2 separate regions of the Mus musculus genome follow, and region 2 is linked to region 1. The links are chromatin loops, found by intact Hi-C in ENCODE. Cell type or tissue: left cerebral cortex. All regions are shown on one strand. Links, peaks and the distances in the headings refer to the core of each region. The heading gives the core; the rest is flanking DNA. Region 1 overlaps Atxn7 (ataxin 7). Region 2 overlaps Gm11100 (predicted gene 11100).

Region 1 (15,445 bases), core at 4,060-12,059:
AATATAAAAGCATATAAAGGGAGGGGTACAGCTTGTGAAGGGAACTCTGAATTACACAAGTGGGACATGTTGAGCGAAGGATGATCAGGTTGGACTTAGTGTTTTGTTATGTCATTGTGTACTGAGTGCTTACAAAGTAGAGGCGACAAGATTTGCTAAACGATTAGTGAGACAGGAGAGGCTAAAAGAAAATGAGGTGAAGATCCATCCCGGAAGCCCTGAGTTAAAGGTGACTGTTATCTTAAAGCATCCTGATGGAGGCAAACCATGAGTTCACCATAAAAGGCAAGGGAGGGCAGAGAAAAGTTCCTGGTGTTTTAAGAACATGTTTATTTATAGGAATGAAAACACATCTCACCTGACTGGAAATTGGTAATAATTCAGCATTTCTCCATGAAAAACTCTGCAGTGATCATTACAATAGGATGGAAAATCATGACAAAATATTACATTATCTTCAAAGTCAAGACCATGTCCTCAGAAAGAGTGGTCCCTGGTATGCAGTATAGGTAATATTATGTATTGCCAGACTTGTATTTGAAAGTAGTTTCTTGCAGCTCCAGGATGTTGGATAGGAAGGAGGCAGCCTGTTGGATATTCCTAAAGTATTTAAAAACAACAAGGTAGAGATTTATGTCTTAATTACCTGATTGATTTCTTCTTGGCCTTTGGTCAAGAGTAATTATAAAATATATTTAGAAGTGAAAGAACTATGAGTCACTGAGTGCAGTCTCTGTAAGAACTGTGCTTGTTCCTCAGCACTAAAGCAAATCCCTCCCACTCAAGGCTTCGGGATCTCTGTGGGAGAGCCAGTTTCTATAAGCCAGAGGGGTTGGGGGACTGACTAGACATAAAGACAGCTCCCGAAGTCAGACTGGGAAGAGTGGCAGGCTCTGCAGAAGTGTATGATGGTTTCCAGTTTACTCCGAGTGTAGACAAAGGCGTCTGTTTCTTGTGCCTTCTCTTGGGCCATTTCCTTTCTGCTGTTTTGTCCAATTCTAGTTCTGTTGTCTTATGTTTTACTTTTGCCCCTTAGAGATCTGTTTTCTAACGAGAGACACAGTGCGTGGCTAGGGGCGGTAAGGAGAGACTGAGTAGCTAAGGGAGGGAAGCCCTAATCAAGCTACACACTATGTGGGGGTCGAGGACCAGAGCACCTCTATGGCGGCTCACACCTGTCTACAACTGCTTCCAGGGCTTCTGACACCCTTAACAAGGGCAAACGTGCAGGCAAAACACTAATGAGCATTAAAAAAATAACATACTTTTAAAAAGATGTGAGAAAAGAACTATATTCAATAAAAGGAAAAAAAAAAACTTCATGCCCTTTTAAATTTAGTAGAATTCTCTGTATTAACTCAAAAAGAATTTGTTTTTTCCAACTCACACTTGAAATTGACTTGGCCTGCTGGAAAGACAACTATGGCTTTTAAGGTCAGAGAATGCTCTGCCCACACTCCTCCTCGCTTAAATGTGCTCAGTTTTAACTATTTTCAAAAAGGGTTATCAATACTTTTCTTCTTTTCATGAAAAGTAATAAAGGCTCTTTGAGAAAGAAAGCCAGGCACCTCTAGGTAGCACTACTTTTTTAAAAAGTGCCCACTGCCTAGAGCAGTGTAAGGACAGGTCTCTGCAAATAACATGGTGATGGTTTTGTGTTCACCATTTGCATGGATACAAAACTGGAGGCCCTGTTAAATAGTTTAAGATTACTTAGAAATTCTGAATAAACTCTTCAAGTTTCAGCTTAGAGCTGAAAACCAAAATCCAACTCTTTTTTTTTTTTAAACATTTGTGTGTGTGTGTGTGCACAAATGGGCACGTGAGTGTGCCACATATATATGGGGTGCCCCCAGGAGGCCTGTGGTAAGTACTAGAATTGGAATTACAGGGGGTTATGAGTTCTGGGAACTAAACTTAGCTGAGCCCTCTAACCCCTGACACCTCTGAAATATGGCTACAAGACATGAAAAAAACAGTTCCACCCCACATTAAGCAGACATGGCCAGTTCTAGGCCCAGCTCCCTATGACTGGGCCATCTTACTCCTAGAGAAATTCATCTTTGATTCTATTTTATAATCTCTGGAAAATATTGAGGTTCATTTTACTCTACAGACGTCTAAAGTCCAGATCCACTTTGAAACATGCTTCTGTGAAGAATGTCAACAGAAGCGGAAGTCGTCTAAACCAATGCCATGAAACTGACCAAGAGTTTTAACAACTAACAGTTTACACACTGCAACAAACCTAAGTTTGACTATACAGACTAATCCTTCCTGGCTTTGATAGTCTTTCTTTTGATTTTTACATTTTAAATACTGATGCCACTACAGGAATTCCTGCATTATGTCCCACAGAAAACTAAGGCTGGGAAAGCAAAGGAGGCATTCAGTGTCACACACTTACATGCTGATCACGAGTTGCATGGACCTTTTTAGATGTATTCTAAGGGAAAAAAAAAATAAGGCCACCACACAATTTTTAAGCAATCATGGCTAGTTTTTTAATCATAAGCAAGTGTGGTAGAGTAACTGATTCAGTGTCAAGCTAAGTTGTATGTATTCATGCCCAGATTCTAGACCTGGCCCATTTTGGCGAGTTTGTTTTCCCTGTATGTGAAGATGTGACGTCACCAACCTGTGTTAAAAAAAATGAGCCAAGTATTTCTTTAACCTCTAATTAAAATCTGTTTTTCCCCAGTACATTCGCCATTTCTACTGCCAATGTCATTCTGTGCACGCCATGCCTTCTGCGCAGGTTACAGGTGAAAACTCAAAAATCTCATCAACTTAACTAGACATCAAGGTCTTTGGAAGATCTCCAGAATTAGTCTCCCGCTTAGCAGAGGAAGGAACTCAGCAGTGCTTACCTGGGTCATAGCAGCAGCTTTGCAATTTACTTCTGCCCCAAACTCCTGCCAATTCTCTCTGCAGCAGCTTCTGGGGGGAACTGGCAGGGATGGATATTTTCAAAAGTATTCATAGTATTTGAGGTTCCTCTCCTGGGAGAATTTTACTTTGCCCGATGGGGCACCATGAGACTAAGTTTCCACTTTAGCCCAGGAGCTTTGGCTGTATTAAATGAGGGTAACAAGGACCAATAACCAGCTTTACAAAACCAACACCTTAGTGAACTGCTTGCAGCAACAAGAACATCAAGAGTTTCTTAGACCAGAAAGAGACTAGTTTAAGAGACCGCTTTTGAAAATTTATTACATTCTGTGTATAAGAGAGAACATGCATGCTTGCTATGGTACATGTGTCGACAGCTTGGAGGAGTCTATAAATCTATAATGTATATCATAGGGATCAAACTCAAGTCTTCAGGTTTGGCAACAAGTACCTGTTCCCAGTGGGTCACCTTGCAGCCCCATGGACAGCCTTTTGATTAGGAACTGTAAAGTAAAAACCTGTTTGAAGAGCCTAACAAGGTCAGAAATAGGGAAGAGTATTTGTCTTTGACTTCCGGGCTGCTGCAATAACCTAGGTGTCAGATGCACAGACCCAGGAAGAATCTCTGGGCTTCAATGGTTATCTGCAAGTCAGTATGAACTTGTTCTTTATGTTCCTGAGAATAAAGGGTCATGACAGCAACAATCTCACAGCTCCATCCGTGTCTTCTATGCAGCAAGTTTCATGAATAATCTCCCACATTTCATCTTACCTTTATCCTGTTTGTACTTTCATCCATTGCTGCCAGTAAGATCCCATATGGCAAGATCCAAAACTGCTACCTCTGCCCCTTGAGATGGCTTCTTACCATCCAGGGCGGATGACTTGCAAAGAGGCAGTAAGAAAGCCCCCTGCCCCCTTTTTATGGCCCAAGACAGTGATGTGTCCACAAGGAGATTTGTCACTGGATCATCGTGTTAAGCCATCAGAGAAGGAAGTTCATGAGGCACTGAGGGGTCAGTCCAGTTTGGCTAATTCATATATAAATGAGTTGCTTCCTTTAAGCAACAACCAAAAAAATTTTTAAATGATTTTTTATAGATACAATTAATGTACCTTGAATATAACTAAAGTGCATTTGTATGTATAGTAAGTGGAGAGAATTTAAAAAAAAAATCAAAGACTGTATGAGCTCCAGATTTAAAACCTCTCTAGCAGGTAAAAATGTGCTGAAAATTTGTCAAATTCACAAATGAGCAGGCTGAAGCCGAATGCTGTCTTTGTACTACCAACTCCTCCCTTTCCTGCACATACAGAGTCAGGCCAGGATACAACACTGTCTTGCTTACATGGGGACCGATTTCAGCCAAGGCAGAGCTCTCTGCCCAAGAATGGGAACACTGTAAGGTCTCAAGAGAACTGAGACTCTAGTAGAGGGAAGGAAAAGCAAAGGGTGCCTGATGAAAAGCTGATGGGAAAGGTACTAGACAAGGCAGAAACGCATGCAGCCAGCCGTATTTATTGACAAGTCCTAATTTTATTGCCCATTTAGTAACAAACTAATTTCTCATAAAGCAAAACACAACTTTTTCTTATAAATAGTATAAATTATTTTATTTACAGAAACTTGTTATAAAACAAATAGACTATATATTTCTTCTCCTTTAAATATCCAAAGTCATTTTCTACGCTTGACATTTGTTCATTTCTACACAGCAGCCACACACAGTCCAGCTGAGACGCTCTGGATTATGGGTACACATGGATCAAACTAGCCACACATTTTAACACAGGAGATTGCTTTAATGAACAAGCTCAAAAAAAAAGTTCCTTTCAAGGCCCTGCATTCACTGACAGTATGTAGTGCTCACCTAAGTGATCTGAAGAACGTACAATGTCTTACATAAGATGTAAAAATGATTACTCTCTTAAACAGTAAAACGTTCAACAATCACTTTTCAAAGCCTAACTTCCCCAACCCAGGACAGCATGGAGACATGAAGAAGTCCATTGGCAACAGAACTCTTACAGGAAGACAGCTGCCTTTATAAGTTACTTTTTTGTTTTTCAAATTAAAACATTTTTTCAATGTTCTCAGAGGTACTTCTTGTATTTTTTAATACAAAATATTTTAAATATCCTATCTTAAACTGTGAATAACAAAACAGTTGCTGGCTGACAACAGTTTATAACCCTTGGTGGCACTGGGTAGTCCATTGCCAGTTAAATTACTGTGAACCAAAAGGTCTCAATTTTAAAATACCTTATAAAAATCACCAGTCTTGGTGGCTTTTAACTTCTTCCCTAAAACTTTAAGAAATAATATTTAGGTGGAAAAAGCAAACTCCAAAAGTTCAACTCAGCATTCAAGTCTTTAAAGATGTCTGTCTGAGCTTAAACTAGGTTCAGGCACTTTCAGTGTGTTTTGTTTGTTTCCTCATTAGTTTTAAACCACATCATATACTAATAACACGGGTGTGCTCAGAGAGCAAGCGGGCAAGTGGGAACACTCACTGCCCCCTTCTCTCTCTCCTCTCTCTCATACACACACACACACACACACACACACACACACACACACTCACACACTCACTAAACAAGGAAAAGCAGTGTGTCACTTAGCTCCATGTAGTCTATTTGGAAATCAGGCAGCAGAGACGCCGTGCCCGCTTCATCTGTATAAAACCACTCCCAAGACACTAAAAGGGACAGCGACTCCCACACAACAGAGGCATCCCTTAACTGTAAAGGAGGCAGGTTCTAAACTACTGGCTTGGCAGTGAACCACTTCAAATTATAAAAAGGTATTTATTTTTATTAATTAATAAATAAATACTAGATGATCTCAATTGTACCAAAACAGGATATCAGAAAAAAAGACCTGTGCAAAAATACTTATTTAAATATGTACAATTCATTTTTAACAAAATATGTCTTCTGAAATAGGGATACTTCCATATTTATAATAGAACAAGAAATTCCAAAATAAAGATACAAAAGTAGGTTTTTTTATAATTCTTTGTTCATCATTGCAGCACTTTTATTTTATTTTTTATTTTTTATTTTATTTTTTGTAGTTTAAGAAAACTGCAGAAGCTGTTATGAATTCTATTGGAAAGAATATAAAAAATTATGGTGGTTTTAAATTGACACCGAACGAAGTCTGTCTAGAAATAACCCAAGCACTGCAAATTTGTTTTTTGCAAGTTAAGATTAAATTCAAAAAAATATTTGTACTCCCATATTTTAAATGGTCTTAATTGTTCATCATCATAAAAAGTAGTTGTCAGAGAAAATAAAATATTTGAACAGTCTAAACTTTAGTAGCACTGTTTAGAATATGTCTGTTTGTGGCAGGCAAAATCCAAAAAATGGCTTTTCCTAATCCGGAGGCTCTGTGTGTTTCCTGGAGATATAATGAAGTTCAATTAAAGTCCCAGTCTAAGGAATCAAATTATAACACTCATTAACCTAAGTATCTACTTTATTCTGAATAAACTTCCTATTGTGGCTCCTATTCACATCTTTTGGAACATCTGTCTATAAATTCCATCATTAAAAGCAACTTTGTTTATAACCATCAAGTCCCGGCTCTGAAAATAAATCTTCCCCATACCCCATTGCACTTGTCATCGAGTAATGACTGTGTGAGCTTGGATTCCCTCTCCTCCTTGCCCAGCACTAGGAGAGACAACCAGATGAGCCTCCTAACTTCCACACTGGCCCATCTGGGCTCTCTCCTCAGAGCTGCTCTAGTATCATCTTTAAAACAAACATTCACTGACTGACTGCATAATAAGTGAATAAGATTTTGTTTTCCCTTCCTTAAAAAATTCAACATTTCCATTAATTTACAGTTAAAGTATCTGCATAAAGTCTTTGTGTTCTTACATAATAAGAGTAAATGTAGCAATTCACATTATTAGGCTGGTAACCAAGTATGTATTCATTCTACCTGCTGTTGACTGAAATTCCCTGAATCTCAAGTTTGTAATCTAAGAACTGTAGAGAAAGGCTATGCCCAGACACTGGCCAGGACAGGGCTAGGAGCCTTGGGGGCTGTCCTGTAGGCCACTCTGCTGTACTCTTCCTAAGCCCGAGGACTCGGTCCTCTGAGCAGGAGGTGTTACAGTGGCCGGCCCTAAATCATGCCCAAGTTCACTGGCAGACGTCTTTTCAAGCAATGTGTTAACACATTAAACATTCTTTGGGAGTGGGGCACTGAGAAATCTTAAGGAGGGCGTTAAGCCTCACTAAAGGAAGACAGATGGCTGTCACTGTCACAACAGAGAAGGGTGAGCACTAGTAAACACCCCCCCTTCTGCGAGCTGCTTCTCTCCGTGGCACGCACCCTTTCTCGGGGATCCCCACCTCAGCCCACCTGCATTCAAACAACCAGCGACTGGACTGGCAGGAAGCCGGGACAGACACACGGCAGGCAGCAGGCCTGGAAGCACAGACTCACACTTACTTCTTCAAACACTAAGTCAAAGAGGAAGTGGGAGTAATGCCTTGGAAATTTTAAGGACATGATAATAACTTTTAAAAAGGCAAATCTCAAAAAGCAGACCGAGTAAGACAATGACCCAATCTGACACACTGATCAACACAATCACAGCAGCGAGACAAGTCAGGCTCTTTGGAAATCCTACAAATTTTGCCTCACTTGAAAATTTTCTCACCTCCCTGAATCCAGTGTCCCAGTTGGCTTTTCATCACCAACTGCTTTCCTTGTCTCTCTTTCCATTTTTCTTTTCTTCATTCTTCCTTTTTCTTTCTCTCTTTCTATCACACATGCTTTTGTACCATAAAAACTAAGCTTCTGAGATCCTTTAAACTTAATATCCAGGCGTCAGCAGCTTCGAGCCAGTCCTCACGTCTGAAGAACTTGATAAGCTTCTCATCCCAAATTAACTGAAAAGGTGCGGGGCTACTATGTCATGACGCACTGACCAACAAACATCTCAGTGTACTATTCCTCAACAGCGCTATAAAACTCTAAAGCCAGGTATCCTCTAGGAGGCTCTCAGGATGCAGCTCACTCCCCTTTCCTTGGAGGCCTTCAGTCTCCAGTTAAGGTGCCTACCTTCTGGAGCCTGACTGACAGATGGCAAAGAAAAAGGAAGGCAAGGCTACAGAAATGATCCTCCCCAGCCAATCTACTTCAAGAGTGACTCCATGATATGCTCCAAATGAAAAAACAAAACAAAACACAATACAAACACAAACTTCTCACGGATTGGGAGCAAGCAGTCCAGACCACTTTAACACTGAGAGCAATCCGGTGGCTGAGGTGATCCAGTGTTCTTTACCTGTACTCACTGCTACAGACACAGCTTCGGGAAATCCTTGTCAAACAGCCAGAGGTTACCCTGAAGGCCCACAGGAGTTAGAAAAAGAGACTCAAAGGCATCGTGGAGTCCAGAGTGCTGAGCAGAGGCGTAGCTTGTCTTCAAAAATGTCTGGATTATTCCTTCCAGTGGTACTGTCAGCTGTCAGGGTCGTGCCTTTGGCTTTCAAAACAGAGGGATGAGGAGATACATAAGTAAGTGGCTGGATGCAGTGCTCCCGACTCTACACCAGGGTATCATCCCGTACCTAAGCTCCCTGACCTGCTGGGGTCGGGGAAAGCCATTACAGGACCAGCCTGAAGCTTTGTTTTTCAAAAAACAAAAACAAAACCAAAAACAAACGGGCAACAAGAGGCCGCTGTGTGGAGGTCTAGCCCTCCGGTTTCCTTCTAATCTAAGGTGGAATTTTTTGTTTGTTTTCATTTTTTAAACTTGTGTCCTTGAAGGTATTCTAGGCTGTTAATTCAGAAAACTCGATGTGCTAACACACAGGTCTGGAGGTCTAAACCCAAGGCACTGCTTACAGCATAGGGAGAGAACTCTGGCCTTCCCACGGGGTAATTTAAAATCTAGAAGCCAAGCAAGAACGGATTTGCAGGCCAGGGAGGGGCTACACACTGCTATGTTGTGGGCTCTGTACTTCACTTCTCTGTTCAGAGACTAGCCAATCCAAGCACAAGTATCCTCCACAAGAGATAGCAAACTTGTGATTTCTACTTCTCTACAAAAAGTGTTTATTTTGTTTTCTGACAGGGTCTCTCTGTGTAGCCCTGAGAGACCTGCTTGCTTCTGTCTCTAGAATGCTGGGATTTAATACATGTGCCATCATGCCGTTTTAGGGATAGCATTCTTTAAAGTACTTTTAAGTCATGAGTTCTGAGATTTGTATGCAGCTGTAAGATTCCTCCCACTGACAGATAAAGTTGAAAAACAGCTTGTAAGGTTCACATATGTCCTCTGATTGGAAGCCACAGGGTTCCTAGGATTTGTGAAGTATAATAATAAAAACAAAAACAAAAACATCCTCAACAGAGGAAATCTTTCTACAATGTAATCTTGAGCTGAGATTGATTTTCAGAACCTAAATTTAAAGACCACCTGGTCTTCTTGGAGACGAGCTCCAACCCTATCATAACAGGCAGAAGGAAAACACTTTGGGATCATGACCCAAATTGTCCAACAGGTACGTAAGCTGTAGCTGACTTTTAAAATGGGGGGGTGGGGGTGGTAAAGAGAAAATTCACATGTGAGCGCAGCTCTGCAATTTCTCTTTAAACTGGCGACAAGACAGGAAAGAGCTGCTACATACCCGTGGGACAATACCCATGCCCACCCTCCCTAAGCACTGTTAGTCCCTGCTGTCTAGAACGACCACCTCAACCTTCAGCATTCCCATCAGTTACCTGTGAGGAGAAGTAAGGTGAACACAAGTGTAACGGTCTACATGAAGGTGGGGTACAATGCTGCCCCCTCTCCTGGGAGGATACTACACTCAGAGGCAGTTCTGAGGGATGAGTATATTGTTTCTTGCTGTGTTTGTACTTCTGCTACATGAATCATAACTATGAGTAACTACAAAACACACTAAGAGCAAAGTTCATATTTGCAATAAGGCCAACACAAGCAGCCAGTTTGAAAATAAGTAGCTATCTCCCCCAGTAATTCTGACATTATCAATTCACATAAATACTAAAAAAAGTAAATTACAATAGGAAGTGCCTTCTTATTTTCTGAAAAATCCCTAAGCAGTTAAATTCTGAGGATGAGGAAAAGGGAAAATAACATAAAAGAGAGCCTCACTTTTTAAGTCAGGGCTCTGGGGTGCTGCTTCTGCAATTCCTGTTCGTAAGCAAGGAGAGAAGATATCCTGATGGATGAAATAACAGGATGAGAGATGAGCTGGAAGTGGTGCAAAAGAGGCTGGAACACAGAACTGTGTGACTGACAGTCAGAAGGAGCCAATGGAAAGCCAGGAACAGACAAGACACAGCACAAGAAGTCACGACTACTCTGAACCCAGTTAGCCACCTCCCGCTCATGGGAAGCACGATACTGTCTTCTAAGTATGCACTCGGAACAGGCGTCAAGCTCCAGCCACGCCGGCACTAATCTTCTCCCCTAACTCTCTTGAAAATAGAAAGGGGTGCGAGTTAACCAGAATGCCTGGAACTGCTCAAGAGGAGACGCATCCTAAGGTTGGTTTGTTGGTTTGTTTGTTTGTTTTGTTGTCTTAAGTCATTGTTGCTTACTACGTCAGTTTGACTTCAGCCTGGAATGTCTGTGCAGACAGACAATGCTCTCTGCCTCCATCTCTAACAGCATCAGGATATTGCCTCTCTGCATAACCTTTCCTGCTTGACGCTTACTCAGGAACACTGTTGCAAGGCATTGGACATTCGGAGGAGATTCCCCTTCACACGGACATGGGCTCTCCTCTGTTAAAGATTACCACGAAAGCTGGGCATCCATTATAGGCAAACCAACCAACCCAACCAGAATTTTCAGAACTGGCCAAAGTCCCCAAGAAAGAGGCAACAAACACGTCCAGATCAGAGTCCACTTCCTACCTGATGGAGGAGGGAATTGTTCGTCAATCCTTGTGCCCCTGAGATGTTGCCTGTGTGTTTCATGTGGACGTTGTTCATAGCTGGCAACTTGGCAACCTTTGTGGGTTTGCTGCCACTGTTGCCAACAGTGCTAGAGCCTGGAGAGCACTTTCTTTTCTTCCCTATGAGTTTGTCTAGAGGAGTGTGTGAGTGTGGGTTGACAGGCAGTTCACTAGCCTGGTGGATGAATGGGCCGAGAGAGAGAGTGGAGTCGCTGCTGTTCACCATTACACTCATCCTCTTGATGGGCTCTGCAGAGCTCACACCAGCGGGACCCCGCCCTGCCTGCTCATGCCGGAGGCTCACCGAGTGTGTTTTATTTGTCACACAGTTGAGGCCGATGCTGTGGGAAGATGGTGCTGTTGACAGGTATGGAGTCCCAGAGTGAGCCACACAGTTTTTCCTAAAAGAGTTCACGGAATGAGAAGAGGAGGAGGAGGAGGATGACGAAGAGGAGGAAGAAGGAACTAACAGTGGGGAACTGTTTTTGCGTTTCTTTCCTGAGCCACCACTGGTACTGCTACTGGCATTGTGACAGTTAGTGCTGAGAGCAGAAGATTCCTTGGGCCTTATAGACTTGCTAGGTTTCCATTTCTGAGGTTTTCTGGACAGAGGGGAAGAGGGGACGGAAGAGAGGCCCGAGGGCGTGGAGGGGGGTGAGGATGAAGCCGACACTTGTCTGGACTGCACACTGCACACAGGGTCCATCGCCCCAGAACCAGCAGGCTGTGCATTTAGCGTCGTTCCATGAGCTGGTACCGATTTGCTATTTGGGGAGATGCAGGTGGACGACAGCAGGACTGGAGGCGCGGAGACAGTGGTTGCTGCTAAGTAGCTGATCCCACCTTGTGATGTCGGCACAGAATTTGTCCGGTGAGGAACACGGGCAGAAACAGGTGATGTGGTACAGGGCACTGGTGGGATTTTCCTGTAAAAAGGAGATATGATGGGTGAGAATTACCAAAGCTGGTCACACATACTTCCCATAATCACAGCTGCCATGAATGGTTTTGGATGGGCACCCCTTTATATTTGGTATTGAGAAACATATTCTCACCAAGATCAATCAATCTAAAAACACAGACTCAGTCCTGATGGATTGCTCCTTCCAGTTCTTTATGCTTCCTGGGGAACGTGGAAGCATACTCTGTCTATGTAGAGTTCACACGCTACAACCCTAGCTTCAGACCTCCACTGCTGACACTTAGCAAGCACTCTTTCTTAAGCCTCAAGCACAAGCCACAATGAAAGAACTCTCAACTCATCACGTGAAGAAGTCTGCACTGAACACCATGCCTTGCTTGCATCTGTCTAAGGCCCCTGGTGATAGACTTTGTAGACCTGGAAATGACTTTTAATATGTGACTGTAAATCATCTACTCCTTTTCAGATGTTGTAACAGACGTCTTATGTACCATTTACCCATACGGCCTAGAATCTAGTATCCAAACACTGTAAGGATTCAAGCAAGAACGAGTTACTTCATCAACAGGCAGATTGTGACTACCGGCCAGGACACTGCACAGGAGACAAATCCAAAGCAGACTTGTTTGAGTGTTATAACAAAGTATTTTGTTCATAACGCCTGGGCAAAGTACTCAGTAGGGGATGAGAAACCTATCTGGAGAGTCAAACACAGGAGCTCTCCCTTTTATTTTAACTCTGAGTTTAAAAAAAAAAAAAATTTAAAAAATGTGACAGCCTAAAAGAACAAGAAAACCTAGAAAGCCTGATAGTAGCATTAAAGCTCAGGTGGTAACAGCTGGACAGAGGTGCAAGCCATGATCCCAACCACTCGAAAGCTTGACGATGCCATCTCAGGAGCCAAGTAATGATCCTTATGATACAGGAAATTTCAAGAGAGTACACAGACCTTAGTCAATTTTCAGATCTCTCTAACAGACTGCAATGTGGATCCCACGATAAGAAGCCTGGCTCTATCCTTGTGAGACACACAAGTATTGCTTGAGAGGTTTGTAACAATGTGAATTCCTAGAATCAGTATCTCCACAAGGTACCCAGGCTAGCTCTCAAGAGTAGGTTGCTAACTGAATGCAGTTCCGGCTACGGCCACTAGGTGGATCGTGGGACTCAAGAGTAGGTTGCTTACTGGATGCAGTAACTGACGATAGCCACTGGGTGGCTCGTGAGGCTGAGATTTAAAAACCAGGCCTTCTGAAATCCTGGGGGGAAATTCTTCCTCCACAGGCAGCATCTGAACGTCTTGAAACAATATAACTGCTTTCTCTTTTTAAAGGCTCTAAAAAGCTAAGTAAATATATTCAAGAAAATAACAGAGTACTCTATGTGGAGACAGGGGAACTGACATTCTGAACTGTAAAAATACCTTTCGGTGACACCCCAGGCCATTCCCAGACCAATACAGGGCTAGGGTGCACAGAAGTCACAGGAGCTTGAGATGGCTTTTGAGTCACGGCAATGCTCCAGAAAAAGCATTGGTCAAACTCCACAATTGCGCAGAGTACCCAGGAGCTACAGGGGATGTGTTTTAGGTTCACCTTCTGTCTCTACTGACACCCGTTTACTGGAATAAGCAACTAAAGGGTAACGGGACAAGAATGCTGCTTTAAATAGGGCAGTTCCTGTTTGGGTGAAAGGTGCTAAGCTCACCCAGTATATGAAGGTCTGTGGGGACAAGCTGCCTAGAAATCAACTTACAGAGCTCCTGCCTGGGAGAGCTGTGTCCCAATCCATATGCCTATCTGCCTGCCTCAAGACTGTTGTATCTGCTCATCACTGAAACACACATCTTCCCCATTGCTGCGATGATTTCTCAAAACAGGCCATGGAGCTAGAGATGTATGTAACTCAGTTGGGCAGAGCATACATAAGGCTGGGTTTTGACCCACAGCACCACATAAAACCAGCCATGGTGCGCCTGCAATGCCAGCACCCAAGAGGTAGATACTGGGAAAGCATAAAATCAAGGTCACTTGTGGCCTCATGACAAGACGGTGGCTTAAACACATAAGGCAGAGAGTTCATGCTACTGAGCAGGGGGTGGATAAGGAGGTGGTCATCCTTGACAGAGCATGCCAAAGCAGGCAGCCCAATCAACCTTGGAAGCCTGCTTTTCCAGAAGTTCACGGCATTTGTGCACACAGCCACTAGGAACCAAAACCACTTCCGCTCCTCCACTGACTGTGGAGCTCATCAGAGCAGGGAAGGGTCCCAGTGCAAGAAGGAGCGCTGTCTCTACATCCAGGGGAAGCAGAAGGAAGGAAGCAGACCCATGCTGCTGCCCTGAGTCCTACCTGCCAAGTGCACAGACCCAGGTCCTGTCAACAGTCGTGGAAATAAAACTTCTTCACCAGACAGTAAGGCACCAACCATCTGTACCTGACTATCAGGAAGCCAAACCATGAAAGCAAACGGCCTCACTATGCCCACTCTAGAGGTACTGGGCAGCGGTGGTTCTTGGATGTACAGGGAAAGACTTGAGAGTCCCCTGCAATCAAATATCTCACTGAACACAAGCTTTCCCAAAATATTCTTTTAAAAGACATTCCTGGGCGAAAGAGCTTTAGAAATGATCTTCCGTATACAAAAATATCTCCTGCTTTGACAGTTGCAAAATGTGTTTGAGAAGTGTTGTATAAAAATGAGCTTACTGGAAATGATGAATTCAAGTTTTGTGGCCAAGGATCCCCTTCTATTTCTTACAATCTATTTAGTAAACACTGGGATACACAGTACTATACAAGATGTTTCAAAGGTGGGGTGATACAGCTAAGCGATAAATACTTAGCTATTCTGCCCAAGACCCTGCATTCCATTCCAGGATACCAAAACCCAAAACCTCCAAGGTGGGAAGTTGCTCCAAGCTCCCAACTCTTCTCCTTAAAATGTTACCCAAGTTACTGCTACTGCACCCAGAGTGCCAGGACCTCCTGGTGTTCTGGGTTTTGTCATATACTTACTTTTTCTCTCTCAGTCATCATCTTTTCTGACTAGGTACACACTGGTTTCTCCTCCTGAAAGTCAATACTGCTTACTCCCTAGTGACAGCTCTTCCAGACCCATTCAGCTCAGAAAAGCTTTCTGTGACTCAAATAGCCTGTTGTCTGTCCACCTCAGCTCTCACTGGAAACAGAACCTAGTGGCTCCACCGCTAACCTGTTGTGTGACTAAAAAATAACAAGGAGAAAAGGGTAATTATAGTCAAGTAGCAAAGACTTGTGGGAATAGTAGTCTCTAGCATGTAGCTAGCTCCCAGAAGGTATCAGTGACAACTGTTTTTTTATTCCAGTATCTTTCTTCTTTCAGATTTTTATTTCCCTACATACGATGAGGTCGGTACACATGGAGTTCTTTCAACTAAACTCTTGTACCCAGAACAAGACGCAGTTACTGAAAGGGTAAATGAGTGTATTACAGAATAGTTACTTTCTTTCTACACTTAGCCAATGCCGTTTCCCATGTAGATAAGCATGTCATACAGTCTTAAAAACACACCTTGAGGCAGTCAAGGACATCCATTGCTGGGGCAGGTCAGCTCCCGCCCATGCCCGCAACAGAAGACTTACTTCCATAGCTGTGCATTCAGATGCTTCTCTACCATGAGGTTGAGGGCAC
Region 2 (15,445 bases), core at 2,921-10,920, 150 kb after region 1:
CAGAGACTTTGCTGTTGACGCATGGAGGATCTCCAGGAGTATTCATCCTTTACATTTGTATTCAAAGCATAATGAACTGAGTTTAAAAGAACGTGAAAACCCAGAAGGTAAACAAAAATGATAAAACAGTATCTAAGAAAATCATCTCTCATTTCCATCTGTAATCTGCTTATCAGAAACAATCATTAATATTGTTCATTACCTGTGATTATCTCCAGAGATATTTTCTGAATTTTTTTTTTCTACACATTGGACAACATCCTCTGCTTCTCAGAAGTTACTTTAATTATCTAAAGAGGTTGTTTTGGCATTATCCTCCTAATATTATTTGAATGCATCATAATTTAACAAGCCTCAATGTTTAGGTCTGTAGTCATTGTACTGCAAACAACACTGCTAAAAACATCTCTTTACTTGACTCTAGCTGCATATGTATCAAAAGATGGCCTAGTCGGCCATCACTGGAAAGAGAGGCCCATTGGACACACAAACTTTATATGCCCCAGTACAGGGTAACGCCAGGGCCAAAAAGGGGGAGTGGGTGGGGAGGGGAGTGGGGGTGGGTGGGTATGGGGGACTTTTGGTATAGCATTGGAAATGTAAATGAGCTAAATACCTAATAAAAAATGGAAAAAAAAAAAGAATAAATGTTAGAGGCATTACTATCAAAAAAAAAAAAAAAACAAAAACAAAAACATCTCTTTATGTCTGTTGTGCATGGTGCTGCATATCCGTAATTCCAGCCTCTGCTGCAGTTTCAGAGTAAGCTCCTCCTCAGCATAGAGAGAGCCTGGGTCAAAACTCAAAATACTTTTTCTGGGGGCAGGATATAAGTATACCCCTTTCAAGCATGATTAACTGTACCCACGTCTGCATATGTAGCATGATTAACTGTATCCACACCTACACGTGTAGCATGATTAACTGTATCCACGTCTGCATATGTAGCATGATTAACTGTATCCATGTCTACAGGTGTAGCATGATTAACTGTATCCACGCCTACACGTGTAACATGATTAACTGTATCCACGTCTGCATATGTAACATGATTAACTGTATCCACGTCTACACGTGTAACATGACTAACTGTATCCACGTCTGCATGTGTAACATGATTAACTGTATCCACGCCTACACGTGTAACATGATTAACTGTATCCACGTCTACACGTGTAACATGATTAACTGTGTCCACGTCTGCATATGTAACATGATTAACTGTATCCACGCCTACATGTGTAACATGATTAACTGTATCCACTTCTACACGTGTAACATGATTAACTGTATCCATGTCTACACGTGTAACGTGATTAACTGTATCCACGCCTACATGTGTAACATGATTAACTGTATCCACGTGTACACGTGTAACAGTAAGTACAGTGATGGAAGTCTTGGCAATAGTTTGATTACTGAGTTATGATCTGGTAGAAGGAAATGATTTTTCTCCATTTTCATTTGCCTTTGTGATTGTAGCCCAGCACTACTTGGTTCTGGTAAGAACACTAGCTCAGGGGCTCGAGAGATGGTTAAGAGCACTGACTGCTCTTCCAGAGGCCCTGAGTTCAATTCCTAGCAACCACATGGTGGCTAACAACCATCTGTAATGGGATTCGATGCCCCCTTCTGGTATGCCTGAAGACAGTGACCATGTATGCACTCACATACATTAAGTACATACATGCATACATACATACATACTACACACACACACACACACATTAGCTCAGGCTGGTTGAACCCCATTTGTTCTCAGCATCATTTTGCACTACTTTTATGTTCTATTTTCTCTTTGCATTGGTGTAAAAAATGAGACCCGGAAGTCAGGCTCATACCTGTTATCCCATCTTGTGGCAGCAGAGGCTGCACAGTGAACTGCAGGTCAGCCTGCACTGGCTCTCAGAAAGGATGAGACAGTGTTGTTTTGGAGTGTTTAACAAGGAAATTGTGTTACTTCATGAATCTTTTCCTTTTTCTCTGCCCTGTTACTCTTTTTTGTAACTTGATACTACATGGAAGGAAACTTTCTCAGTTCTTTCTGTCAGTGCCTTACTTAGCTGAAGATCTGCACAGTTCTGGCTTCCTTTACTTTAGACAGCTTTTTTTTCTTCTTTTCATTTTTTTTTCTTTTTTTGCTTCAAAAGTAGTTCTCTTAACAATTATTGACTTAGCCTTTCTGATATACCTGAAAATTTCCTCTCAACAACCCATAGAATGCCAATTGTGAGGGTAGAGTTTTACCTAAGACCTCAGCCCCTAGGACAGGCAGATATACCTTGGACAATCACTTTTCTTTGAAGAGAAAAATAGAAGAAAGATTTTTAATTGTGTCAAGATGCACGTAAAATTTATCATTTTTGTGTTCACCTCAACTGATGGCATTAAATGTATTTATTTTTCAGTAATTTTCTTTTCATTGAGCAAATGAGTAGTTATATACTGTTGTCTTGAGAGTTGCTCAGAACCAAATATTCGTTTTAATTCTCATTCATCTTTTTTCCTCCAGACGAAGTTATACGGAAACGTCTTCTGATTGATGGAGATGGTGCTGGGGATGATCGGAGAATTAATCTCCTCGTGAAAAGCTTCATTAAATGGTGCAACTCTGGATCCCAAGAGGAAGGGTACTTTATTCCACTGACGCTTCTGTATCAGTATCCTGGTGGAACTTTATTAAGGCCATGTTAAATAGTTCAATTTACCTTATCTGTCCAGTGCGGCCACCTCTAGACTGATCAGAAGTTTGGTTTATTTATTTGTTTGTTTTTGTTTTTTTTTTTTTTGTTTTTTCTGTTCTTCTATTTGGAGGTCTCCTTTATGTTTGTATAATATGCAGATAGGACATTAGTAAAAGAAGAAATGAAGGCTTAATAATTTGATTACTTTTAGCAAAGGAAGGTTTTTTCTTTGTTAAGTTAAATTTAAGTTGCTGCAAAATAATTATATACTAATAATTACATACTGTATTAGTTAGGGTTTTACTGCTGTGCACAGACACCATGACCAAGGCAAGTCTTATAAAAACAACATTTAATTGGGGCTGGCTTACAGGTTCAGAGGTTCAGATCATTATCATCAAGGTGGGAGCATGGCAGCATCCAGGCAGGCATGGTGCAGGAGGAGCTGAGAGTTCTATGTCTTCATCCAAAGGCTGCTAGTGGAAGACTGACTTCCAGGCAACTAGCATGAGAATATTAAGCCCACACCCACAGTGACACACCTATTCCAACCAGGCCACACCTCCAGATGGTGCCACTCCCTGGTCAGAGAATATACAAACCATCACACATTCTAATAATTACATACTAATTTTATACTAATTTTGCTGGATTTACTTTCTGCTTAAGTATGAAAATGATGAGAACAGAATTCTGAAGAAACTCTTAGTCAAAATATAGTTGGGGTTTAATATAGTTGGATTTAAGATGCAGACGAATGCTTAGATGAGATGAGCACAGTAGTCTCATTTTGCCTTTGTAACCAGAACAACTTATAAATTCACTTACAGCATTCTAGCAAAGAAAATAGTAAGAGTAGATGTTCTAAGCTGTTCTAAGTTAAGCAATTTTGTCAGAACTTGGTTTAGTGTACAATTCCTTTTGATTCCCTTTTTCTTTTTCATAGGTATAGCCAGTACCAACGCATGCTGAGCACTCTGTCCCAGTGTGAATTTTCAATGGGCAAAACATTGCTGGTATATGATATGAATCTCAGAGAAATGGAAAATTATGAAAAAATATACAAAGAAATAGGTAAACATAGTAATTCTTTCTGGAATTGTATTTTTGTGGTTTAAAGCTATCTGATAACAATATGTGGATTAAAGTAAAATATCAGTAATTAAGAGTCAGCTGTCAGCAGCCACAGTGTTGAATAATAACATGCAGCACTTCGTGTTGTAGATATTTTTAGAATGCCATTGTCTATTGTGTTATCAGTGGAATGTCTATTTAAAAGCACAGATTATATATGTTATTATAACTATCTTTTTTAAAAATAGAATGTAGTATTGCTGGAGCACATGAAAAAATTGCTGAGTGTAAAAAGCAGATTCTTCAAGCAAAACGAATACGAAAAAATCGACAAGGTAAGAATTTGAAGGATTTAGGTTGCAGATATTTTATTCCTGATTTCAAGTTACATAAAGTTTTTAATATTGAAAAGTAAATTCTGCAACATGAATCAGTTTACAGAAAATACAATTACACTTATACTTAGATCTCTGTTACTTAACATAGAGAAGGCAAGGTGTGATGAAAAAGATTTTATTCTGATGAGTTTTATTGTTTATCCAAGAATATTTCAGTATTTTTTACTATCTATAGATTTTTTTCCTAAGCAGTGTTACAGTTAATCTCCAAATGTGAACAATATGACAGACTGAGGTGTTTATTTGCTAGTTTAATGAAACTACTTTCAGAAAAAGAAAATGGAAAAGAAATTTAACTTTTTATTATTCACAAAGCAAACAAATGTTATCTACAGAATTACCTAATAAAAGTTAAAGTGAAGAGACAGCAAGTTGGCCCAGTGGGCAAGAACACTTGCCACCAAGCGTGACGCCCTGAGCTTAAGCCCTAAGACCCACGTGGTAGAAGAAGAGAAGTGAGTCCCTCACTGTGCCATAGCCCTCCAACACACAGATATATAAAATAAAATAAACATATGTAATTTTAATGTCATACATGTGTCTCTGTACAGCGGAGAGCAGGTGCCCATGGAGGCCATCTCATCCCTGGATTTGAGGCAGTTGTGAACTACACATGAGTGCTGAAAACTAAATTGGGTTCTGTAACACATTAGTATATCCTCTTAACTACTGAGCCATCTCTCTAGCCCTGGATTTTTTTTTTTTTTTTTGGTTTTCTGAGACAGGGTTTCTCTGTAGCCCTGGCTGTCCTGGAATCACTCTGTAGACCAGGCTGGCCTCGAACTCAAAAATCCACCTGCCTCTGCCTCCCAAGTGCTGGGATTAAAGGCATGCGCCACCACTGCCAAGTGGAAATTAATAGTAGGAATATTGCGCCTATTACATGAATTGGGCAAAGATAAAGAGCAGTGTTTGAAGTGTTTGTTATGGCACATCCTTGAACTGCCATCACTTGGCTAAGGCATGCAGGTTACAGATTCTAGGTCAGCCTGGGTTCGGTGGAAACCTACCTCTCATCAATCAATCAATCAGTGAGTATCATAATTGGGTCTAGTAGAAACTTAGCTCTAAATTAAATAGGTAGACAGATGAAAGAGAAAGGAAGACAGACAAACAGACAGAATAACCATGACAGTATTGTGAAAAACTAAACAGAAATAGAAAATGCTGTTATTTGATAAATGTGAGGTTTTATAGCTTAGATTCATAGAATCTAAGATTTATGAAACTGGTCCAGAAAGATGTATTTTCTTCGTTTGTTTTGACGAGGGTGTGAGGAAGTTAAGAACTTTTGAATCAGTCATTTGATGGTGATCCTAAGTCTTGTGTGCACTGCTGCCCACTTCTCATTCTGTCACATGACTGGAACACCGGAAGTGAGAGTGAGGACCCCTGCTTGGGACATGAGGTCATTATGACATACTTATGACTGAATTGAGGGATTTGCTTTGCTTTGGTTTGTTTTCTTGCTTTTGCTTTGTTTTTTGGTCTTTTTCAAGACAGGATGTTTCTGTGTAATTTTTCCTGGCTGTCCTAAAACTTGCTATTTATTTAGATCAGGCTAGCCTGGAGCGAACAGATCCAGTGGCCTCTGCCTCACAAGTGCTGGGATCAAAGGCATGTGCAAAGACCACATTATTCTCATTTCCTTAAGAAAGTGAATAAGAGTTATTTTCATTTACACATTTCTTTTTGATAACCCAGGTTTAAAAAGTGCCTTAATTTGGCAAATATTTTCTTGTCTTTCAGAATATGACGCTTTGGCCAAAGTGATCCAGCATCACCCAGACAGGCATGAGACACTGAAGTGAGTGTAGAGCTTTACCGGGAGCTGGCCTTCAAACACAGTGCTGAAGAACTACACTGCACACTACCTTCTCAGATAAACACCACCACCCAGAGGGAGGATCACCCTTTAGTATCACATGGTCTTGCGCTGCCTTACCATCTCCGGGTCACTCCCTATTGGTTCAGAACATGTGTGGAATGTACCCCCAGAGGAAATGGATATGTGTATTTTATTCTCTTACGATAACAGAGTATTGAATACCAATAAAGATTATGCTACATGCACATCTTTAAAACCACTGAAGATACACAAACAGTAAACAACAAAAAAAAAAGACACTAATGAAAAGACACTTTCTGAAACATCATTTATGAAAATTAAAAACTCCGTCAAATATTTTATACTAATACTGTATATTATTTAGAGATACAAATAGATATGTCTAAAATAAATTATGAAATTATATTATTTTGTTATTTTAAAATTTGTATCTATAATATAATTTAGGAGCTAGGAAATCATCCTCAGTTTCAAAATCTTGGATTCCTTTTTTTTTTTAATGGGTGTTATGCATACATATATATGTATGGGTGCCACTTGCATGCCTGGTGCCCATGGCAGCCAGGAGAGGGCAGCAGATCCCTGTGACTAGAGTCACAGACAGTTGTGAGCCACTGTGTGGGTATTAGGAATAGAAAGAACCTTGGTCTTCTGAAGTAGAAGCAAGTGCTCTTAAGTGCTGAGCCATCTCTCAAAACCCTTTTATTTACAGAATATTATTTTGTGGCCAAAATACTATTTAAGTTTTCCCTTAAGTAGCAAAATATGACATTGTTTTGTTTTATTTTGTCCCCCTAGGGAGCTAGAGGCTCTGGGCAAAGAATTAGAGCATCTCTCACATATTAAAGAAAGTGTTGAAGATAAGGTATTTGAATATATATGTTAGCCTCTACATGTTTGTTTGTATGTGTGTATGTGTATTTAGAGACAAACTTATATAAGTTGTTTTCTTCTTAACACAGCTGGAATTGAGACGGAAACAATTTCACGTTCTTCTTAGTACCATCCATGAACTTCAACAGACATTGGAGAGTAAGTGAAAAAACATTCCAAAGTTACTGCCTATGGAGATTTTAAATGATTGGGGAATCCTTTGCTGAGAGAGTCTACCTCCAGAATCGAGTGGTATATCTGGATGGCATTAGAAAACCCTCATCTGTTGAACTTTATATATACAAACAGAAGAGCAATGATTTTTTTTGTGGTCATTTGTGCTTTGCATATATGTCTAGTAATAAGAAAACTTCAAGCTGAGCGTGGTGGCGCACGCCTTTAATCCCAGCGCTTGGGAGGCAGAGGCAGGCGGATTTCTCAGTTCAAGGCCAGCCTGGTCTACAAAGTGAGTTCCAGGACAGCCAGGGCTATACAGAGAAACCCTGTCTCGAAAAACAAAACAAAACAAACAAAAAAAAGAAAACCTTAAGAGTAATGGGGACAGGGTCAGACTACAGTAAGTCATTGGTGTGCTAGGCGCTGCCTGCATGCTTAGCAAATGGGGGCACATTGAGAAAAAGACTTGAACTTTCTTGTGACTGTAACTAAGTAGAATTTTCTGTGTTCTCTGATGTCTGATTGTTTGGTTTTTTTTTTTTTGTTTTTTTTTTTAATCAGGCTAAGACCTAGATTTTAGTTCTTTGGTTTTAATGAAATCTATCACACAAATTATATGCTCTTAATAATATGTAAAAATAATCAACTATAACAATTACGTTGTGGGGGTTGCGCAGGGGCTGCATACATAACCATATTTGCTAATGCAAAATAAAACTTCTCATGCATTACTAGGCACAAAATGTAGGTGACATGGAGTAAGGTTCTGTGTCTTCTTAACTACAGATGATGACAAGCTGTCAGAGGTGGATGAAGCTCAAGAAAGCACCATGGAAGCAGACCCTAAGCCATAGATGGACTGACCGTCGCCATTTACAGGGACAGCGAATAGCTGCATGGGCTTCCTGGGTTCAGTGTGTTGTACTTTTGGGATATTTCAACTTCAGCATTGAAGTACTTTGCTTTCAAGTATTCATGTGTCGTTCATATTTCTTCACAGAACGGAAATGTATCCCATATATATGTATTTTTTAAATACATTTTTATCCTTAAACATAGAAATCAGCATCTGAAAATATTTAATAAAATGTCTCAAGGTGGATCTTTGTGCTCATTCAAAACTCTAGGTAACTGCTAACACTTGCCTTAGCGAACCAGGTAAGGATTATCTAAGATGGCGTTTGGGATACACATGAGAAAATGAATAGATTTCTAGAAGATGTTAGTAAAACTTGAGAAAATGGAGTCCATGAGTAGGCCTTAGAGGGCCATGATGAGTACTTATGGCGTGGGTCTATTGTAGGGGAAGCTTTCACACTGTTAAGAATGGCTGTCGTATGAAATCAGTCCATCTGTGTTGCTTTTCTACAGCTCTCTCTTAGTCCTTGAGGAATGTGGTTGGTAAATGCTTCTTCTATCATTTTGTTTTAAAGAATCTTTTTAAAAAATACTTCTTTGGGAGCATGCATACATGGTACATATGTTTGCATGCTTATGTGTGAGGGCGTGCACCTGCTGTAGCATGTGGCTAGATTCAGATGGTAGCGTTGGCTGCTGCTTGTCTACCCTGTTTGAGGCAGGGTCCCTCCCCTTGGTAGCTGAGCTGTGTACTGGGAACTCAGCAGCAGCAGCAGCAGGTGCATGGGAAGCATGCTCGTCGCAGCTTATACTTCCTCGTGGTTCTCTTGGAAAGCCTTTGGAATTGCTTCGAAGACTGAAGGATCTCAGCCCCTAGAAACTCACACTGCTTAAGCTCAGCGTGCCTTTGTTCCAGAAGCTTCATGGATTTGTCAGTCACTGTTTCTATGAGGTCATCCACCTATGATAGACACAAAGAGACAAAGAAATGAAACTGCTGAAAGCAAAGATGTGCTTGTTTTTTCTGAGAGTGCCAAAGGAGAATTCTAATTCAGCTTATAGCAAACAGAGCTTGAAAACAGATTTACCACACAGGGGTTAAGACGACCTCATTTCTGCTCAAGCCTGTGTGTGCCTTGTGTTAATGGAATTCGTTTAATATGACTCAGTGTCATCCTAGTTCTCCTTAGCAGTCCCTTCCCCACTCTCAGACACCCCCCACTGACATTAAGTATCTCTTAATGGTACTTGTTAATTAGGTACCACGCCTTGCTGTCTTGCAGGGCAAGATGTTCAGTTAAGCCTGGCCTTGGGAGCTTCTGAGACAGAAAAGGCGAGTCTGCCCACTACCTGCATTTGAAGCTTGCCTACGGTCAGCTCTGATTTCTGGAGAATGGCTTCCATGCTCCGCTTCTTCTTTTTAAGTGCTGGGAAGTGTGGTCTCTTTTTTGATGAATATTGTGCCTATTGTCAAAATGCAAAACATGCCATTAAGATATGTGTCAGTTCTGCACTAGCAACCAGTAGCCCCCCTCGGACATTCTCTTGATAAGTCATTGTTTGCCAGGTAACAGTTGAAATTCATATTCATATTCTCTGCACACCCTGTATTTCCTTTGTGCCCAGAGTACTCTTTAAAGAGTTCTATAGGATGCAGAGAAATGAGATTATTTGGTTCATAAGGATAGACAGTGTCAGGGAAAAAAGCAAGTCATTGGAAAAGACAACAGTTTGTTCAGCCTGCAGAACACATTGCACACTGGGTTGACACGGGCCATTGCCACAAAAAAACTCATTACACTGAATCCAGTTTTCAGTTTTTCTTGTGTCTCTGGGTTTTCTTACCTCCATGGCAGTCCAGAAATAAAGAAGCCTTGCCTGGATTCTTCTTGACCATGCTTGGCACTTTACCCCTGTCCCTGGTTTACTGATTACAAGTACCTGCCCCAATAACATCACTGTGGGAACTCATTCCTGGGTGCTGAAACCTGCTGGCCCCTCTCTCCATTCCCCTTGTACTTGATCAGCTGTGCAGAAAGTGGTTCTGAGGTCATGTTTAGGCCCTACACTTTGAAAGCCTCAGAGCCATCATTGAGTGCCTGCTAGTTGACCCACACTGAACTTGCCCTGATCCATCTAAAGATCCCATTTGGGTCTTTGGGTTTTTATTTTGACTCCAGATTTTGCCATATAAGCCCAAGCAAGCCTGGAACTTACCATGTGCCCCAGTCTGGGTACACATGCACACACACACACACACACACACACGTCTCCTGAGTGCCAGGAGTAGAGGTATGCACCGCATCATGCTAAGTACGATTCTAAAGCATCTACGGTAATTGGTGGTTACTAAGTGTTGCTGTGCTTTCCCAGGATAATTATTGCAAAGTTAGGTGCTGAGTCAACCAGGTTGAGTGAGGATGAGTGGCCCGAACAGAACAGGCCTTCTGTAGAGAGCATCTCTACAACCCTACAAGTTTCTGTTTCTGAAGCTTCCTGTTTTCCAAAGGAAGTTTCAAAAGGAACATTTTTATTTGAAATGTCCGACTTTTAAAATCTGGGCAAGTGATTCATACATAATTTTGGGAGCATTCTGAGGGCTAGTTAAAACCCTATATAACCAAGTGCTAACCTCTGATAAAATACAAAACCAAGCTGGGTGTTACTTTTGGTACCTAGAAATCCTTAATTATAGCGAAAAATTTTCATCTTCCTGCCACTGCCATTTATACAATGAGAAGACTCCCCTGTAATCTGTAAACCCAGGAATAGCCTAGAACATAGAGGCACCTGATAACTCAGAAGCAAAATTCAAAACTACTATTGTGTACTAAGAGTGACAGTCAAGAGTATTTGATGGAAACTTCTGCCCCTCTGCAAGGGTAGAACTGTTTATCTGTGGTTTACTGTACAAAACGACACTAGCTACATGTGGTTATTGGTACTTCAGTGGCTATTGTAACTGAGAAACTAGAACTTTTGGGCTTTTTGATATCATTTTTCTGTGAAGCCCTGGCTGTCCTGGAACTCTCTGTAGACCAGGCTGGCCTCCAACTCAGAAATCTGCCAGCCTCTCCCTCCTGGGATTAAAGGTGTGTGTTGCCATCACCACCCCATCTGAGAAACTACATATTTAATTCCATCCATTCAAATTAGTATTGTCACAGGTGGCTATCACACTGTACACTTAATACACAGTATTTAACAATGGAGCTGGGAGGGAGGAGGAGTTTGGCTCATTGATCCAGTATGTGATCGTTATGTGTTAGGCATGAATTCAATTCCCAGAACCACAAAAAAGAAAAAAGAAAGAAAGAAAGAAAACAAAAATGGGAGAAACTATGAATGGGAGCACTCAGCCTTTATTGGAAGCCTGACTCTCCCCCTCACTTTCATCAATTAATAAAGTCCCAGAGTCATCCATAAAGTGAGGCAGTATGACTGCCTGCCTTAGAGAACTGCAGCCATTTTCTGAGTTGAATTTTTTAAGCAATTAGAACACCCTGGGCCTGGTAGTGATGGTGCACACCTTTAATCCCAGCACTCTGGAGGCAGAGGCAGGTGGATTTCTGAGTTCAAGGTCAGCCTGGTATACACAGTGAGTTCCAGGACAACCAGGGCTATACAGAGAAACCCTGTCTAAAAAAAAATAAAATAAAGTACAAAACCAAGTTGGGTGTAATGTCATACACTTTTTCTGTGAATTTGAGACCAGCCTTGTCTGCATAATGAGTTCAGAACCAGCCAGGACTGTATAGTGAGACCCTGTCTAGAAATAAATAATAACATGAGAAAAATACTAGGCCTTAATCTGAACACCTTGGTCTCATATTCTCCAAAGATAAGGGTCAGCCGTATGGATCTGTGGGGACAGGTACCCCGAAGCCTGAGGACCTAAGTTAGAGCCCCCAAGACTCATGGTAAAAGGAGAGAGACAGATAAGGAAAACTTTTCACATGTTGTACAAAGCCCCGTCACAAATAAACATGTAATAAAAATAAAATACCTGGGTGTGGTGGTACCTGGGAGGCAGAGGCAGGCAGACCACTGAGTTTGAGCCCACTCTGGTCAACAGAATGAGTTCCAAGCTAGCCAGGAACTCAAGAAAACCCTATCCTAAAGGAAAGAAAAACAAAACAACAACAAAAAACAAAACAAAAAGATATCCTTCGTTTAGATTCCGGCTCATCCAATTTTTAAAAATTTTTTATTTTATGTCCATTGCTGTGCCTGCATATATGGCTGTGTGAAGGTGTCAGATACGCTGGGACTGGCACAGTTATGAGCTGCCTTGTGGGTGTAATTGGGCAACACCACCATGCACATAGCATCTAGGTCAGCCACATTCCTACTGTGTGACCTCAACTTTTGAACAATTCATTGAGTATTCACAAAGGTCCAAATTAATGTAGGGCAGACTGGAAGAGCTGAATAATTTGAACTCAGAAGTAGAAAGATCTGATCTGGAAATTACCCTTATTGTACCTTAAATTCTTGGAAGCACAAGCAGAGGGTGCACGGGGTTACTCTGGGTGAATGAAGTTAGAAAATGGTTTTGTCAAGACACAGTGTGGTGGTGTAATATCCAAAATAAGTTCAAGACCACCTAGCCCCTTCCCCTCCTAAGGGACTTTCAGAAACATAACAGTCAAAATGACTGAGTCTACAGCTGCCAAAACAAAATGAACTGTTCTCAGAAAAATAACCATAACAAGATAGCAGCTCCCAGAGAAATCACCTTACCTCGCCCCACACTGAATTCTGAGAAACAAAAACCACAAGCCACCTTGACCTTGTCGATAGTTGTGACGTTAATAGCTGACCCATAAGTTCAAAATGTACTATTACTTTGCTGACCAAGTCATAATAACCTACCATGGGGGCAAACAAAGTGAGTCACTAGGCCAAAGGTAGTCACTATGCAAACCAACCAATGCCTGAAAAGGCTACTTGCTACACCAATTAGAATGAACCAGCTATGTTGTTTCCCAAATCTGCCCCTTACAAGGTATATAAAGTGTGTTCTTTCTTTGTTCTGGGTCTCTCCTCTGGCATGTGTGCTGAGAGGAGGGTCCCCAACATGTTGGATCAATAAAAATCCTCATGCAGTTTGCATCAATGATGGTCTCTGTGGTTTTTGTGTGTGAGGGTCTTTTGACAAACTCCAACAGTGGTTTAAATAGGTTTGGCCCCCATAGACTCCTATATTTAAATGCTTGGCTCACAGGGAGTGACATTATTAGGTGTGTCCTTGTTGGAATGGGTGTGGCCTTCTTAGGGGAAGTCCGTCACTGTGGGTATGGGCTGTGAGATCCAATGTTCAAGCTCCGGCCAATGCAGAGGAGATCCTGGCTGCCTTTGGATCAATATGTAGAATTCTCAGTTCCTTCTCCAGCACTTTCTCTGCCATGCTTCCTGCCATGATAATGGACTGAACCTCTAAAACTATAAGCTAGCCCCAATTAAATGCTGTCCTTTATAAGAGTTGCTTTGGTCATGGTGTCTCTTCACAGCAATGAAGACACCCAGAGAAACCAATTTATGTAGGTCTTTCGAAGCAAGTTGATGCTAGCACCTTACCTTCTGCAGCCCTGAAGGAAGTGATGTCACAGATAATCGCTTGGTGGTTCTCTTGGCGCGGAGAAGCCCATTTCCTCCAGTTACCTCTTCTGTCTCTGCTTCTACAACATCAAGCTGTATTGTTGCTTAAAGAGGAGGAAGAAGAGGAGAAAAGACTATGTCAAGATCACAGTTGCAAACAGTCTTCCTAAGCAAAATAGTTAGGAAGCTGCATATAACACCGCTGTGGACAGATGGTGTTATATGCAGCTCTACTGCCTTGGAAACTTTATTCCTTGGATTGAAAATAAAAAACAGATTTGCTTTTCTGGTGTTAGGATTTCTGCTCTACATAGTTGTCACATGTAATGGCCATAGTCTTGACATAGTGATTTCTTCTTTAGACACATAACTTTGTCCTGCCTGGTTCTCACTTTGGCCATGAGGGATTAGGAAAAGGAACCTTCAACTATGAGGGTTGAGTCAGTGTCATGAAGCAGACTTTACATTTGTTCTCCTGAAATGCTACCAAGACTCAGTCACTCACACACCATAGTATGGATGTCTCATATCTAGGAGCCTTTTCTTAAACATTTTTTAAAGATTTATTCATTTTATGTATGAGTGCATCAAGTGTATAGTGCTTGCTGAGGCCTGTAGATGGCATCAGATTGCCTGTAACTGGAGTTACAGACTGTTATGAGCCCCCATGTGGGTACTAAGAAATGTTCCTGGGTCCTTTAAAAGTAGCAAATGCAGGGGCTGGAGAGATGGCTCAGTGGTTAAGAGTACTGACAGCTCTTCCAAAGGTCCTGAGGTCAAATCCCAACCACACAGTGGCTTACAATCATCCTTAATAACATCTGACACCCTCTCCTGGTGTGTCTGAAGACAGCTACAGTGTACTTACATATAAAAATAAAAAAATCTCTTTTTTTTTTGGGGGGGGGGTTGAGACAGGGTTTCTCTGTGTAGCCCTGGCTGTCCTGGAACTCACTTTGTAGACCAGGCTGGCCTCGAACTCAGAAACCCGCCTGCCTCTGCCTCCCGAGTGCTGGGATTAAAGGCGTGTGCCACCACACCCAGCTAAAATAAATCTTAAAAAAAAAAAAAAAAGTAGCAAGTGCTCTCATGAGCCAGCCTCTCCGTCTCCAAGTAGAAAGCATTCTTTAGTATTTCCTTGTGTAAGTTCAATCTCAACTCAGTAGACATAAAGGCAAATTCAAATGCTACCATAGGTCTAGTGAGATGGCTCAGTGGGTAAAGCCACTTGCCACCAAGCCTAAGTTCAATCCCCAGGCCCCATGTGGTAGAAAGAGAGAAGCAACTTTCGTAAGTTGTCCTCTGACCTCCCCAGGTACACGAATATACACACAGAGACACACACAGTATATTGACGTATATGTAGGCAAAACATCCATTTGCATTAAATAGAAAATACAAATACTAAATAATTTAATAAAGCAAGATAATAAAGTGATACCATAGCTGTGTAAGTAAGATGGCCAATTAGAAGCTGCCTCCATGTGACCAGTAAAGAAAAAGAACTAGAATATGAAAAAGTATGTTGTATTTCAAAGACAGAGAAGAGCATTTAAGAAATCCACAAAAGACAGCCAAAACGTGCACTGAAAATGGCTGGTAATATACCAAAAGGATTAAGCTAAGCTGAACACAGGTTCCAGTGCCAGGTGTCCCATTGAGCTGGGGAGGAGCAAAAGCTCATGTAGGCAACCCTGGAGAGAAGAGATGGGCAGGTCGTCCTCAAGGTAGGCCTGCAGTCCTCACATGCATCAGAAATGTAGGTTTTATTGAGACATATTTCCTTTATCACCAAGTCAGTGGCTGAGAGGAATTCTACTTCTTGTCAATCTATATGACTCCAAGGGTAGTGGTGAAGAACCATAGCTTACAACTTAGCTAATGTGGGACTCTGAGAAGAACCTAAGTTTAACCTGCCACACACATCCTCG

The links. A loop is a pair of places that touch in the nucleus more often than their neighbours do. Peaks named below come from ENCODE experiments on the same cell type or tissue, not always from the same donor. Only the 100,000 strongest peaks of a DNase experiment are listed, where the experiment ranks them.
Region 2: a loop joins it to region 1, with 4 times the contacts of the local background. A loop is called at or near these places in 5 of 42 quality-filtered maps.

Annotation. Positions count from the first base shown.
Region 1 is chr14:14,096,267-14,111,711 of GRCm38, reverse strand. Atxn7 (ataxin 7) reads right to left here. Exons shown (of 12, transcript NM_139227.4): 10 at 15,397-15,445; 11 at 10,811-11,777; 12 at 4,410-8,405. The coding sequence ends at 8,388. Among named protein-coding and RNA genes, the nearest start is that of Psmd6, 17 kb to the left of the region's middle. In left cerebral cortex, for the core only: no CTCF peak of the experiment used is centred there; a DNase peak (open chromatin) is centred at 7,284.
Region 2 is chr14:13,941,724-13,957,168 of GRCm38, reverse strand. It overlaps Gm11100 (predicted gene 11100), which reads right to left. Exons shown (of 5, transcript NM_001370907.1): 3 at 13,494-13,618; 4 at 9,264-9,377; 5 at 7,611-8,874. The coding sequence ends at 8,674. Thoc7 (THO complex 7) reads left to right here. Exons shown (of 8, transcript NM_025435.3): 2 at 2,513-2,630; 3 at 3,631-3,758; 4 at 4,007-4,093; 5 at 5,906-5,963; 6 at 6,804-6,870; 7 at 6,968-7,037; 8 at 7,842-8,157. The coding sequence ends at 7,909. Among named protein-coding and RNA genes, the nearest start is that of Thoc7, 12 kb to the left of the region's middle. In left cerebral cortex, for the core only: a CTCF peak has its summit at 6,570 (motif pointing right); a DNase peak (open chromatin) is centred at 6,579.